2 separate regions of the Homo sapiens genome follow, and region 1 is linked to region 2. The links are chromatin contacts, found by Hi-C or POLR2A ChIA-PET in ENCODE. All regions are on one chromosome and are shown on one strand. Each heading gives the region's core, a stretch centred on a gene start or an enhancer-like site at or near the end of the contact. The rest is flanking DNA. Distances are from core to core; before and after follow the strand shown.

Region 1 (7,075 bases), core at 4,230-6,729, 160 kb after region 2:
AATAGTTCATTGTTAGTGTATAGAAATGCTACTGGTGTCTGTATATTGATTTTATATCCTGTAACTTTACTAAGTTCTTTTATAAGTTATAACACATTTTTGGTGGAGTCTAAAGGATTTTCTATACATAAGATCATGTAGTCAGCAGAGACAGTTTCACTTCTTCCTTTACTATTTGGATGCCTTTTCTTTCTTTTTCTTGCCTAATTACTAAAATGAGGTAGGCAAGACTGTGAAAGCAGCAGTGCATTTCTAGATAATGTGATCTATCACAAAGGAAACTGACCACTCATGAGATAAAGCTACTACTATCAACTCATTTAACTGGAAGGTCCCAGGTTCATTAGTTTCTGATTACTTAAGGCTAACCAGACAAATACTTTTTTCCAATCCTTGGAAAACTTTCAACTCAAAACCCACTATCTTCCCAAATGTACATGGTAATCTCTGCTTGATGACTGAGGATTTCACAGTGTCTTGGTGTCATCCTTTAAATATTTATTCCTATCAATCAGATTAAACCTGTATCCAAGTGTTAATATATACAATCTGTTTCCAACCCCACCCCACACTCTGCTTCCCTTTTCTCTTTTCCATCCCCTTCCTTCTGTCCTCTTGTCTTTCTTTGCACCATTATTTTCCAGCAAAATTAACTCTGGAAAATACTGGGGACAATAGTCTTTTATACCTTTGGCTGAATTCCTTCTTTAGGCAGTTAAAGCTCACAAATGGGTCAAATATCCAAATGTCTATTTGTAAAAAGGTTGTTGCATTTCATCAAATCTCAAAAACCATTGGTTATAACATTCACTATGATTTATGTGCCACTCAGAAAAAAAAGTTACTGCCAATTAAACTATGAAACGATGCATTCTCATCACTTCAAATGTTTCTACCCATTATAAAGTTTTCTTATACTTAACTAGACATAACTTTCTATCATATAACTATTGTGCAAGCATAAAAAAGACAGGCAAAATACATTGAATAAGTATTCCTCAAACATCTCCAATTAGAGGCTGAGTTTTCAGAATCACTTCTGAGTCATTGATATGTGTATTTTTCTCCATAATATCACCCTCTGTGCCAACATAATCACTGGTGATTTAATGTCTCTGGAATGAATTCTTAAAAGAATGAAAAGCCTTCACTGGGGCTAGGTTCCAAGCCGCCTCCTTGGCAATGACATAAAGTGCTTCTACTTTTGACTCTGGCCTCACCTGACTTCTGATCCACTATCACCCATCCCTTGTTCTATAGTCATTTCATTCTCAGGGTTAAAAGAGGAGTTCCCTGTGGCCTCATCGTTGTGCTTTAATGTGCACCAAGGTACTCTCCATGGACTGTCTTGTCAATCCTTAACAGCAACCTCATGGGTACTATTGTTATCCCAGTCTACAGGTGAAGAAGCTGAGGCTTCCGAAGATTAAGTAGCAGTCATCAACCACTGTGTGTGGCAAGACAGGGAGCAGGGGAAGCACAGGTTTGGATGCAAGCAGCCCTATTCTCAAATCTTGTCTTTAGCCCTTGTCACCTGTGCAATCCTGGGGAACTTATTCTGTATCTCAGAGTCTGTTTTACCAGCTACTATGATCTGTTTTTAACTCATAACACTTCTAACACCAAATGTGAGGGTTTTCCACACCAACAACCAATTTTCATACTCTCCAGACACCAACCATTCCAACAATTCCATTCAATTCTGACTCTAACTACCCAGTGACATTGACCAATCAGCTATAAATTAGGATTTTCCACACCTCCTTCCTTGGGTTTGATAATTTGCTAGAATGGCTCACAGAACTCAGGAAAGCATTTTATTTACATTGACTGGTTTATTATAAACGGTACAGATTAGTAGTCCAAAGGAGAGTTGCATAAGATGAGGTCTGGAAAGATCCTGATTGCAGGAGTCTCCATTCTGTAAAATTAGAGTGTGCCACCCTCCTGGCATGTGGATGCATTCCAACCCAAAGGCTCTCTAAACCCAAAGGCTGTCTAAACTTAGAAGTTTAGAGATTTTTTTTTTTGTAGAGGTTTCATTAAGTGGCATAATTGATTAAATCATTGGCCATTAGTGATTAGCTCAATCGCCAGCCCCTCCCTCCTCCCTGGAATTGGGGAGTGGAGAGGGCTGATTGCTCCAATCCTCTAATTGCATGGTTGGTTCCTCTGGCAGCCAGCCCCCATCTTGAAGTTTTCTAGGGGCCCACAAAGGGTCACCTCATTATCATAAACTCAGGTGTGGTTGGAAGGGGCTTGTATGAATAGCAAAAGATGCTCCTTTCACTCCTATGGCTCGGGAAGTTCCAAGCGTTTTAGAAACTCTCTGCCAGGAACCCAAGACAAAGACCAAATATATATTTCTTATTGTATCACAATATCATACCAGCTAAGTGGCAGTGATACACACTGGGGTCTATAAGAGGGTGGAGGGTAGGAGGAGAGAGAGGATCAGAAAAAAATAACTAATAGGTACTAGGCTTAATACCTGGGTGATGAAATTTTGTACAACAAACCTCCTGAAATGAGATTACCCTGGATCATCCAGATGGGCACCACATAATCACACCGGTCCTTAGAAAAAGGATATAGGAAGAGTCATTCATTTTACTTATGTAACAAACCTGCACATGTACCCCTGAATTTAAAAGTTAAAAAAAAGTGGCAGTGATAATATTGACCTCACAGAGAGGTTGCGAGCTGTGGATGGGATAACCTATGTAATAGGCCCAACATGATACCTGTGTTTATTTTCTATGTCCCAATGTGCTCATTCACATATTTGGCTCCTTAATCATTCATACATGACATGATCAAGAAATACATTTTTATGAATGAACACTGTGACTGATGCAATTTCCTAGGTAACTGAGGGTTAATTAGAAATCCTCTTTTGTTTCAACCCTTGTTAAAAATCCTTAGAACATGTCAGAATTCATTTTTCTTACATGCGCTGAGCGTGATTTAATCTTCCATTCATTCTGAACATCAGTCCTCATTACCCAGGGCTGCAGGTATAGCCAAGGATAATGTGGGATATTGAGAGTAACATACAAATTGGTTTAAAAAAATTAATTACAAGTACAATTTTTAAAAGTAACTTACCCTTTTGACCAGACCTTCAGCAAAACGCCCATGTATTTGAAGTTATATAATTAAAAGCTAGATAATAGAAGCATTCTTTCTTTATGTTCAATTGCCACTCAAATGTTTAGTCGATCACACACGTAAAAAATAATCTTTCAGGGCCTACTATGTGTCAGGCAAATGGCTGGTATACCAGATGGACGTGGTTGCTGTCTGCATGAAGCTACTGTCTAGTGGGGAGGACAGACAATTAGCAGGGGAGATAGTGGGTGCTATGGGAAGCCATGGCAAGAATCCCAACTCAGTCTTAAGTTGTCAGTCTTGGGTCTAGTGAGGGTGGTGGTGGTGGTGATGGTCAGGACAGGGAAGGCATCCTGAAGGAAGTGATGGTTAAACCAAGTGCTTCAGGATGAGTTGGAGTTAGGCAAAGGGAAAGGTTGTAACCTGTACAAGGGTGTAACTAGTATTGTCCAAGCTGCTGGGGTCGGTATGGTTGGAATAGAGGGTGGGTCTGGGAAGTTGAGAACGGGGTAAGGAGAGGGGCTAGGTTATGCTCCTGGCTGATTGTCTCATGGGAGTCTTATATAACTCTAGTCATTCATTCTTGCATTGAACATTTATTTGGTACTGAGGATGCTGAAAGTACTGACTGTGTTAGGTTAAGTGCAGTCAAGTATGGTAAGGGGGTGAGAGATGGGCACAGAATACCAAGCCATGGCTGTCTTGTTAACTGTTGAACCTGACTGCCCAGTCTACACACCTCCTGGCATCGACTAGGCATTCAGTGAACTCTAGGTGATTGACTAACTCAATGAATGAATGGAGGCTTGGTTTAACCTTCACCCTCCCTCAACAACTATTCCCATTATTTTCTTTGTGCAGGATAAACATCTTGAAACACCTCTGCCCCATCGCTAAGTAGGCCAATCTTCCACAGCGTCTAGAAACCAGTACAGAAAAAATGCAGTTTGACCTTGCTGTCATTGTTTGCAGTGTAATGAGGAAAACAGGCATTAAATAACTAACCATACAAATAATTGTGTAATTAAAACTGTGGCACATGATACAAAGAAGATGTACAGGATGATGGAAGGGCACATAAAGGAGAAAGCCCAGGAAGCCTTTATTGAGATATTGATGTTTAACTAGGTTTAGAAGGGGCAAAAGGAGGTGGGAAGAATGTCTCATGCCGGGGGAGGAATACGATGCAAAGGCCTTGGCAGGACAAAAGGCCAGTGTGGCTGGACCCTGGGGATCATCTAGGAGAATGGCTGGAGATGGATGGGTCTAGAGCCTGGAGGAGATTCCCCTACAAGGTCTCTCAGCCATGTTGGAGATTTTGGTTTTTGACTTAAGAGTCCTAGTGAGATATTGAAATGTTTTAAACATGAGAGATATGTGATCAAATCACATTGGCTGCTGTGAGGAGAACAGATCGGAGAGGTACAAGAAAGGACACTGGGACACACACACACACACACGCACACACACACACACACACACACACCCTTCAACAGGCTGACAATGCCCTGTGTACAGATAGCAGTAAGAGCATGAAACTGAGATCTGATTCAGAGAAGACTGAAGTCATTGCACGTCATTTCTTCCTAATCTTTTAGAAACAACCCACTCCTTCATTCTGTCTTATGGTGGGCACTTGTAAGTGGGCTGCTACTTCTTATTTATTTTTTAACCAATTTTGTGAAACAACAGATGTGGTGCTTCTCTTGTGGTTGTTATTCTCAAAGAGAGGATGTTGGTTGCAGCAGACAATTTATCGGAGCCCATTTTCTCCCTTGGCTTCAGCAGGGAGCCAGGGGCTGGGGGTGCTAAGTTGGGCAGGAGTGGAATCCACCCTTCTGTCAGCCGCTGGCTTGAAAGCAAGCATTAGCACGTATTCAATTTGGTCTGGGAGCTCTCCTCTGGACACCGAACCTGGTCCTTATCTATTTTTCCCATTAATAATGAGCTGTTAAATCACATTGCTCATGCCATTTGCAAGATAGCAACGTGTGGTTTAATTGTGCCTGCTCTGTTCCCCCATCATCTCAATCCTCCTCCTAATGGCTTGGCAGGCGGGGCAGGGCTGCTTGGGAACCACTGGCTCAGGCCTGCCATTTCCTGGTCTAGCAATCTCCAGTTTTAGAAACAGGGACTGCTGTGGCGGAAGTGGAGTGGAGCTCCGAATGTGAGGGCCCTGGGGAGGGGAGACTGTGTGCACTCACACCTGCACTCTCCCTCCTCCCCATCATCCCAGAGGCCCTCTCAGAAATCCTAATGGTTGAGGAAAGGGGGCTGGCCTGGCAAGAGGCTGGGCCTCCATTCCTATTTCCCCTGCTCATTGCCTGAGGCTTTCAAACAGTTCCCGCTCCTATCTGGTTTTTGCTGGCGGCACAGGCAAGTTGCTGAGTTCTTGTGATAAGGCTGGCTGATACATAAGGATAATTACGTCTGTGGGTTTGGAATCACTCAAAACCAAAGGTGAAATGACTCAACACAGAGGAGGGCTTTCCCCAGAGAGGTGACTCATGCGCTGGTGGTGGATATGGCTAGAAAGGAGGTGCATTTCTCAAATGTGAGAAGTTGACCTTTCTCTGCTGTTGCTGGGAGAGCCCAGGTGTGGGAGAGCTGGCCAGGATCAGAGGGCAGGGCTCAGGTGGCCTGCAGAAGCCTGCAGTGATGTTGGGAGATGGTGGCATCATAGCAAGGGCCCAGGGCTCTGGTTCCACCCTGCCACCAACTGGCTGTGTAAACTTAAACAAGTCCCCCTGTGGCTGCCTTGGCCCTAGAGTCCCAACCTTTACAGCAAGTGTGACAATAGGCTATATAAAAAGTATCATTCTCTCTCTTCCAGTAGCTTCAAGAATGTGCTTGTTTCCCTTGACTAAAGCAGCTTAGAAGTGGATTGTCCTGTGTTTTTGGTGTTTTAATTTCAGCTGCCCCTTCCACCATCGGGAGAAATGTGGTCCCTTTTAGGATAAGATCTGAGATGCAGTCCCGCCCAAAGAGGTCCCCCTACCTACCCATCAAGGTGTCTGAAACACCCACATTTAGATCTAACTGGAGAGGGAGGCCAGGTAACGTAGTAAAAAGAGCTTGAGCTTTGGGAATGAGACATGAATCTTGGGCATCATATTCCTCATACCACTTCCTTCTTCCTGAAGTCACAGTTACCTTGTCCTGCTGCCACCTATGGCAGCATCCTTGCTAGAATCTCTGAGCTGAAGCCCTGGGACAGCATGGCCTTCATGCCCTCTATGCCAGGCCTTATCCTTGCTGAGTTGCTCCTCCACTGCGACACTTGGATGAAATGCTACACTGCAGGATATGGTTTCTGACCTTCTCAGTGGCCACCAATGGTCTGCAATGACGGAGAAGTATACAGTCAGCTCTCCATGGAGTTGGACCAATGAGAAGGAAGAAACTTGAAAGAGATGGGCAGTGCATCCCCACTCTCTCTCCCTGCCATGGACCACTCTGAGATACAGTTTGTCCTTGCAAATCTTTTGCAGAAAGTCCCACATGCTGAGCAAGGACACCTGTCAGGTGACCTGCTGCATCTGCCAGCAGCTTGTGGTAAAGCAGTGGCCAGCACACTAAGGCATCTCTTTGCATCCTTTTGCTCCTTTCTTCACATGGGTTTTCTTCTCTCCTCTTTCTCACTGTCCTGGGCTTGCACTTCCCAAAGAGTGTTTACACTGCTCAAGCTCTGCTTTCTACAAGACCCAGACTAAGACATCTGGCTTGGAATTTGGATCTGCCCCTTGATAGGTGTGTGAGATTGAGCAAATTCTTCACATCTTCTAAAATGTCAGTTTTCTTCTCTGTAAAATAGGCATAATAACATCTATGTTTTAGAGTTCAGAAAAGTAGATATAATTGTATCAAGTACTTAGCACAGAGCCTAGTATAGATGCGTAGTGAGTGTTCAATAAGGGACAACTCCTCTTATTATTATTATTATCGTTATTATTATTTTTTTGAG
Region 2 (7,690 bases), core at 4,306-6,805:
TATTGGAAGTTCTGGCCAGGGCAATCAGGTAAGAGAAAGAAATAAAGCATATTCAGATAGGGAGAGAGGAAGTCAAATTGTCTCTGTTTGCAGATGACATTATTGTATATTTAGAAAACCCCATTGTCTCAGCTCAAAAACTCCTTAAGCTGATAAGCAACTTCAGCAGTCTCAGGATACAAAATCAATGTGCAAAAATCACAAGCATTCCTATACACCAATAATAGACAAACAGCCAAATTATGAGTGAACTCCCATTCACAATTGCTACACAGAGAATACCTAGGAATACAACTTACAAGGTGTGTGAATGACCTCTTTTGGGAGAACTACAAACCACTGCCCAAGGGAATAAGAGAGGACACAAACAAATGGAAAAAAATTCCATGCTCATGGATAGGAAGCATCAATATTGTTAAAATGGCCATACTGCCCAAAGTAATTTATAGATTCAATGCTATTCCCATCAAGCTACCATTGCCTTTCTTCACAGAATTAGAAAAAACTACTTTAACTTTCATATGGAACCAAAAAAGAGCCCGCATAGCCAAGACAATCCTAAGCAAAAAGAACAAAGCTGGAGGCATCACACTACCTGACTTCAAACTATGCTACAAGGCTACAGTAGCCATAACAGCATGGTACTGGGACCAAAACCGATATATAGACCAATGGAACAGAACAGAGGCCTCAGAAACAACACCGCACATCTACAACCACTGATCTTTGAGAAGCCTGACAAAAACAAGCAATGGGGAAAGCCTTCCCCACTTAATAAATGGTGCTGGGAAAACTGGCTAGCCATGTGGAGAAAACAGAAACTGGACCCTTTCCTTACACCCTTATACAAAAATTAACTCAAGATGGATTAAAGACTTAAATGTAAAACCCAAAACCATAAAAACCCTAGAAGAAAACCTAGGCAATACCATGCAGGATATAGGCATGGGGAAAGACTTCCTGACTAAAACACCAAAAGCAATTGCAACCAAAGCCAAAATTGACAAACAGGATCTAATTAAACTAAAGAGCTTCTGCACAGCAAAAGAAACTATTATCAGAGTGAACAGGCAACCTACAGAATGGAAGAAAATTTTTGCAATCTACTCATCTGACAAAGGGCTAATATCCAGAATCTACAAAGAACTCAAACAAATTTACAAGAAAAAACAACCCCATCAACAAGTGGGTGAAGGATATGAACAGACAATTCTCAAAAGAAGACATTTATGTGGCCAAAAAACATATGAAAAAATGCTCATCATCTCTGGTCATTAGAGAAATGCAAATCAAAACCACAATGAGATACCGTCTCACGCCAGTTAGAATGGCAATCGTTAAAAAGTCAGGAAACAACAGATGCTGGAGAGGATGTGGAGAAATAGGAATGCATTTACACTGTTGGTGGGAGTGTACATTAGTTCATCCGGTGTGGAAGACAATGTGGCAATTCCTCAAGTATCTAGAACCAGAAATACCATTTGACTCAGCAGTCCCATTACTGGGTGTATAACCAAAGGATTATAAATCATTCTACTATAAAGACACACGCACACATATGTTTATTGCAGCACTGTTCACAATAGCAAAGACAGAACCAACCCAAATGCCCATCAGTGATAGACTGGATAAAGAAAATGTGGCACATATACACCATGAAATACTATGCAGCCATAAAAAGGATGAGTTCTTGTCCTTTGCAGGGACATGGATGAAGCTGGAAACCTTTATCCTAAGCAAACTAACACAGGAACAGAAAAGCAAACACCGCATGTTCTCACTCATAAGTGGGAGTTGAACAATGAGAACACATGGACACAGGGAGGGGAACATCACACACTGGGGCCTGTTGGGGGGTTGGGGGAAGCAGAGGAAGAACATTAGGACAAATACCTAATGCTTGTGTGGTTTAAAATCTAGATGATGGGTTGATGGGTGCAGCAAACCACCATGGCTTATGTATACCTATGTAACAAACCTGCATGTTCTGCACAAGTATCCCAGAACTTAAAGTATAATAATAAAAAATAAATTATAGAGAATAGAGAAAAATAGGTTATATACAGAAAATTATACTTACATATGTACTCAGAAGCATAAATTTGGTGACAGAAAAGACTTTATTATATACTGGCATCCCAGAAGCAGTTCTGAAAGAGCTTAGTTTTATTTTCTTGAATTTTAAGAATGCCTAAGATCCTTCTTCATTTTCAATATTGGGAGGCAGGTAATATTTACTTTAAATGTCCCATATGGCGCGGGCATGGTGGCTTATGCCTGTAATCCGAACACTTTGGGAGGTCAAGGAGGATGGATCACCTGAGGTCAGGAGTTCAAGACCAGCCTGACCAACATGGTGAAACCCTGTCTTTACTAAAAATACAAAATTAGTCAGGCATGGTGGCACATGCCTGTAGTCCCAGCTCCTCAGGAGGCTGAGGCAGGAAAATCGCTTGAACCTGGGAGGCAGAGGTTGCAGTGAGCCGAGATCGCGCCAAAGCACGCCAGCCTGGGGACAGAGCGAGACTCTGTTTCAAAAAAAAAAAAAAAAAAAAAGTCCCATATTAGCAATGTTATACTCTACAAGTGGTACGTCTACAGACATACCGAGTGTCACTGTAGAAGAGCGTGGAGTGGCTTTTGTGAAGAAGTTCAGGTACATCAGTGCAAAAGTTAGCTGAACTAGTTCATTCATCTCTATGGCAACAGCTTCCTTCTCTTTATCAACATTACTTATTTGTGACAATTTAATGTTTCCATTTGCAAGTTCTCCAGTTGCAGAAAATTTCACTCCATCTTTCGCACAGGAAATTACAACAACATCTCCAATATGATTGAGATCTCAGCATATGCATGCAAATTCACCAGCAGGCATCTTTACTACACAGCTGTACTCTTGTTTTGGAATTCCAAGTTGTTCAACATCCAAATCCATTAGCTTCATTTTATAATCCGAAACTTTCTCCTGATTTAGTGCTTCAAATACTAGTGCTAAGTTGTCTGCATTATCTTCAGCTCCTAACATCATGACATCTTCATTGCCAGCACAGTTTAGTATTTTGAACATACTGGATAGGTTCATGCCTATGGCCAGGTTGTAGTCGCAGCAGCACGTGTTGAAGCCCTTGGAGCAGTGGGTGAGCTGCCACGAGGAGATGCAGAACGAGTCTATGCTGTGCACATTCAGCTGCTTGAGCTAATGTCCCGGCAGGCCTCACTAATGAGGTCCTCAAGGGCCTCCAACACATTCTTCAGGATGGAGCCCTGGACCAGGTGTACCTCGAACATGGTGGAGTCACAATGACATGGCTACAGGAAGGTGCGAAGGAAGAAGGTCTAGGCAGTTTTGGCTTTATGAAGCTCAGAGCAAGTGGGCAAACGCCGTGGGAAGAGGCTGAGACCTCAAAAGATGATGACAAATCCACTATGCCTGCAACTGTTTAATCAAGACTTGTTTTTTTAATGAAGAGCTGGTGCGTGTTCAGGAGCACGAGTGGTGGAATTCACAGATTGCTATCCTCAGAATACCTTCCTGGCAGAAACCCAGGAGCCATGCTGGGATCCACACCCACTCCACCTCCCGCCCTTGCAGTTTCTGCTGGCATCACTGGAGACAGTGGAGACTTGTCCGTTACTCTGGCAGGGATTGGACATGCCTCCAGTGGGCTGTCGCTCCAGAAAGCAGAGAGCAAAGGAAGCCTCTGGCTAGGCTGTCACCAGCCCCTGAGTGGATGCATCATGCCCAGGGATTGGCAGTGAGTCATTGAAGCCCCAGACTGGTGGTAGCCAAGTTCCTTGAAGCCTTTACCTTGTGTATTGCTGAGTGGCACTATTGTAGGCAGGAGAGGAGGGCCACAGAGGCATAAAGGCTGTCTGCCCCCGAGCTTCTTCCTGGGAGGCCTGCAGGTACCTAAAGTGTCAGAAAAGCCATTAGTGCTTCCTCCCCAGGTGTCCGCAAGTGTCCCCAGTCATCTGAGAGATGATCTTAGGAGTCACTTGGAGGACTATTGGGTTTTAAATGTAATAGTCATGCATTTTAATGTCTCTTCTATTTATGGCAAGTCATATAGGTTTTCAATCAGTGGTCATAATGGTTTTTTAAAAATAATGTTAAAAAAGTGAATCTGTTTAAAGAAAATTGTTAAGGGAAGCAGCATAGCATAGTAGTTAAGAGAATGAACTCTGAAGACGGATGCATGGTCAGACTCCCAGCACCACACTTACCAGTTATGGGACAGTGGGTAAGTACTTCACTGTGCTGCAGTTTCCTTATCTTTAAGGAATAACAGTAGTACCCACTTAATGAGTTAGTTCATGTAAGCACTTACAACATGTCCCAGCTCACACTAAGCATCACATAGGTAACTGTTAAATAAAATGCAGTGAATCAAGGTGGTAGGGGAGTATAGGGCAAACATAATGAGGATGGGTCTAGAACAAGAGAAGTTTGTAGGAATGTTTGTCTTCTGCAATTCTTGCTCTGACAGTTGGGGGCCCAGGGCCCAGGGAGCAGAATGGCTGTATCCAAAGTCATAAACTGACATAGCATGGCAAGGCAGAATGAAATCCCTGCTCACTTGACTCACTATCAACTACAGGGCTGCAGAGGTGGCCCCTTCTATGGAGAAAGCAATTTGTCCCATGGGCCACTCAAAATGGCAAACATAGTCTCCAACAGAGGTGACGCAGACATTACCTCAGAGGCAGCCTTGATATCGCTGACCCCTCAGATGGATGCAGTTTCGCATAGCTCCTACTTGCTGATGAGATGGCCATGGCCATAAAGCAGTCTTCCAGAGTCTGTCCCAGGTAGATCTCAGGCCTCCATACGCCAGGGCCAGGCAATAGAGGTCATGGCCGGAGCCTCAGGACCTACCACAGAGCTGGCCCATGGAAGCCTCTGAAGGAATGTTTGATGACTCACCAAATGAATGAATGAATGAATGAATGAATGAATGAATGAATGAATGAATAAACATCCCCATTACATGGATCAGCTGATCAGCTAAGCAGAGGATACGCATGTGCCCAAGGGCCCTTTTGGTGCAGTGTGTGTTGTTCTTTCTGTGGGTGAGGCTGTTGAGGTATGTGTCTACAGAAGGTGCTAGCATAGTGCTGGTGTGTGTCATACACGAGGCCACGCCCTACACTTGTGCAAGTTTTCTGTGACCTCTGGGATCTGAAAGATCAGTATTTCCTAGAGTTGAGCAACAGTGAGGTTAGGGGAGTTTGAAGGAGGGAATGGAGGTGTGACATTTCTGGGGCCCAGGACCCAGGGAAGTAAGAAAGATGGTGTTTATGAAGGCACTTAGCTGCAAGGGCGAGGTCCTATAGGCAGGTTTAGGGCTTAATGACTATAATCACTTTGGCATGAGCAGCTGACATGGGCATCTCACTATACAGTTTACCTAAAGCACTGCCACTCCAGTTTCATCACTGGCTCCTCAGCACTGCATGAGTGCAGAGCAGTTATTGCAGTTTCTATTTAAAAACAAAGCCTGCTAAATGGCAAAGCTGGATAGAATCAGCTCCTCTGAGCCCATGTCCAGTATGATCTCAAGCCAGGCTGCGTTCTGATTGTGTATATCCCAGTAACCAATCCTGGCCATGACATGGTGCTTACCACATGATTCTCATCCCCTACCTCCAGGATTGTTTGCTGATGAGTCAGTGACCAAATGAATAGTGCAAAGGAGAGACAAGAGACCTGGGGTGAGGGCAAAGGGTGTCAGGTCGGGGCTGAAGAGCGCAGGAGGAAGAAAGGGCTGGAACGAATTCTCTGAAGATGAGCTGCTTCTTTCATGACTATGTGGGCCAGGCCAGGTTTCGGCTCAAGCCTCTCCTTGCTTTTAAGTTATCAGAAAATTTGTCATTGGTTCCCTAAATATTGAACGTGTTGGATCCAGAGTTCTCACCATGGGCCACAAGGTGCCATTGAGCTGGCTGCCCACTGTCTTCTCTCTTCCACTCTGTAGCCCCTGGAATGTCACTTCATTGGCCGCCTTTTGCCACTTCTAAAACATTCCAGCATACTTAGGCCTCAGGGCTTTTGCACTTGCTGTTCTCTCTGCCTGATATGCCTTTCCCCCACTGTCTACCTCAAATGTACCTCCTCAGAGAGGCCCTCTCTGCCACCTTGCCCCCTTGGCCTACCTTGTTTTTCTCCATAACACTGATCACTCCTTGGCATTTTATTGTATATGCATTTCTATCTATCTACTGGAAATGAAGCATCACAAGGCCAGAGATCTTTGCCTGCTTTGTTCATTGCTGTATGCCCAGTGCCTAGCACAATGACTCGCATATATTAGGTACATTAGGCATATTAGATTCAAATTAAACGTATTTGAATGAGTTAATGTGGTTTGAAGCTTTTACCTCTCTGAAGCTTCTAGGTGTGCTACTTTCACAGGAAGAGCAATCCTGGCCTAGGATGCTAGTGCCTACAAAGTGGCAGAGCTTGTACTTTATTAGATTCACTATATCCTTAGAAAAGAGGAGGCATGTTGGATAAGATGCAGCCCCAGCCCCCCAGCCTCTGCCAAAACCAACGTGTCCCAGTCTGAAGCAGATTCTAGTTGAGCTGGATGGTGGACTGGTAGACCAGCATCCCTCTGGCCAGAACAGACATGGATGGCGGGACTGGGAAAGGTCGGGACTGAGAATGGCTGAGATCAGGACATCAGGGGTCAAAGATCAAGACAGGGATCTGGGGCTGGGGCTAGGGCTGGGAAGAGCCAATGGGTCCTTGGTGGGCATTTAGGGGAGCTGGGTAGTTGATATAGTTTGGCTGTGTCCCTACCCAAATTTCATCTTGAATTGTAGCTCCCATAATCCCCATGTGTCATGGGAGGGACCCAGTGGGAGATAGTTGAATCATGGAGGCAGTTTCACCCATACTGTTCTCGTGGTAGTGAATAAGTCTCACAAAATCTGATGATTTTATAAGCGGAAATCCCTTTCACCTGGCTCTCATTCTCTCTTGCCTGCTGCCATGTATGGTGTACCTTTTGCCTTCTGCCAGGATTGTGAGGCCTCCCCAGCCACATGGAACTGTGAGTCCATTAAACTTCTTTTTCTTTAAAAATTACCCATCTCAGGTATGTTTTTATCAGCAGCATGAAAATGGACTAATAGAGTAGCCAACGTTTCTGAAATGATAATATGGGCCCAGTTCAGGTGGCTTCTTGTAAGCTATTGATACTTAGGACTTCTCTGCTGGCCCTACTTGGGCATGAAAGGTCCATTTCTTGACAGGATAAATGGCAACAATATTGTAATATGTAAAGATCCTACATATCTGTTATCTCATAACAACCATGTGTAGTATGTTTATTCATTTAGGTAACAAATATGTGTTGATCCCGTGTAAGAACCAGGCACTGTAGATGTTGCCTCAGTCACTGTCTTAGTCCATTTGTGTTGCTATGGACTCAGGTATACCTGAGCCTGGATGACTTATAAAGGAAAGAGGTTCATTTGGCTGACAGTTCTGCAGGCTGTACAAGAAGCATGGAGCTGGCATCTGTTGATGGCTTCTGGTGAAGGTCTCAGGCTGTCTCCACTCACTGCAGAAGGGGAAGGGGAATTGGTGTATGCAGAGGTTATGTGGTGAGACAGGAAGCAAGGGAGATGAGGGAGGTGCCAGGCTTTTTATAACGATCAGTTCTCCTGCGAGCTAACAGAGAAC

The links. Hi-C counts contacts between places; a loop is a spot of excess contacts on that map. ChIA-PET counts read pairs that join two places held with the same protein, here RNA polymerase II (POLR2A). Pooled maps may share reads with other maps.
Region 1: a map of PC-9 shows a loop between it and region 2 (3-fold over the local background). The contact joins two enhancer-like sites. A Hi-C loop is called at or near these places in 1 of 168 maps with a recorded cell type or tissue (PC-9), 1 of 37 single-sample maps with no recorded cell type and 2 of 50 pooled maps. POLR2A ChIA-PET finds 5 or more read pairs at or near these places in 1 of 52 experiments (activated T-cell).

What each region holds. Positions count from the first base shown.
Region 1 is chr11:19,436,877-19,443,951 of GRCh38, forward strand. It overlaps a transcript of NAV2 not described here. Among named protein-coding and RNA genes, the nearest start is that of NAV2-AS5, 67 kb to the right of the region's middle. RefSeq lists enhancers at 5,015-6,214, 5,626-5,715. Within about 2 kb of position 5,480, at least 8 of the 41 ENCODE cell types and tissues checked have a DNase peak (open chromatin) inside an H3K27ac peak, as active enhancers do; they include PC-9, where a contact is called at or near this core.
Region 2 is chr11:19,271,981-19,279,670 of GRCh38, forward strand. All of the region lies in intron 2 of CSRP3-AS1 (CSRP3 and E2F8 antisense RNA 1), which reads left to right. It also overlaps the pseudogene PCNAP4. Among named protein-coding and RNA genes, the nearest start is that of E2F8, 35 kb to the left of the region's middle. RefSeq lists an enhancer at 5,442-5,736. Within about 2 kb of position 5,556, at least 3 of the 41 ENCODE cell types and tissues checked have a DNase peak (open chromatin) inside an H3K27ac peak, as active enhancers do; they include PC-9, where a contact is called at or near this core.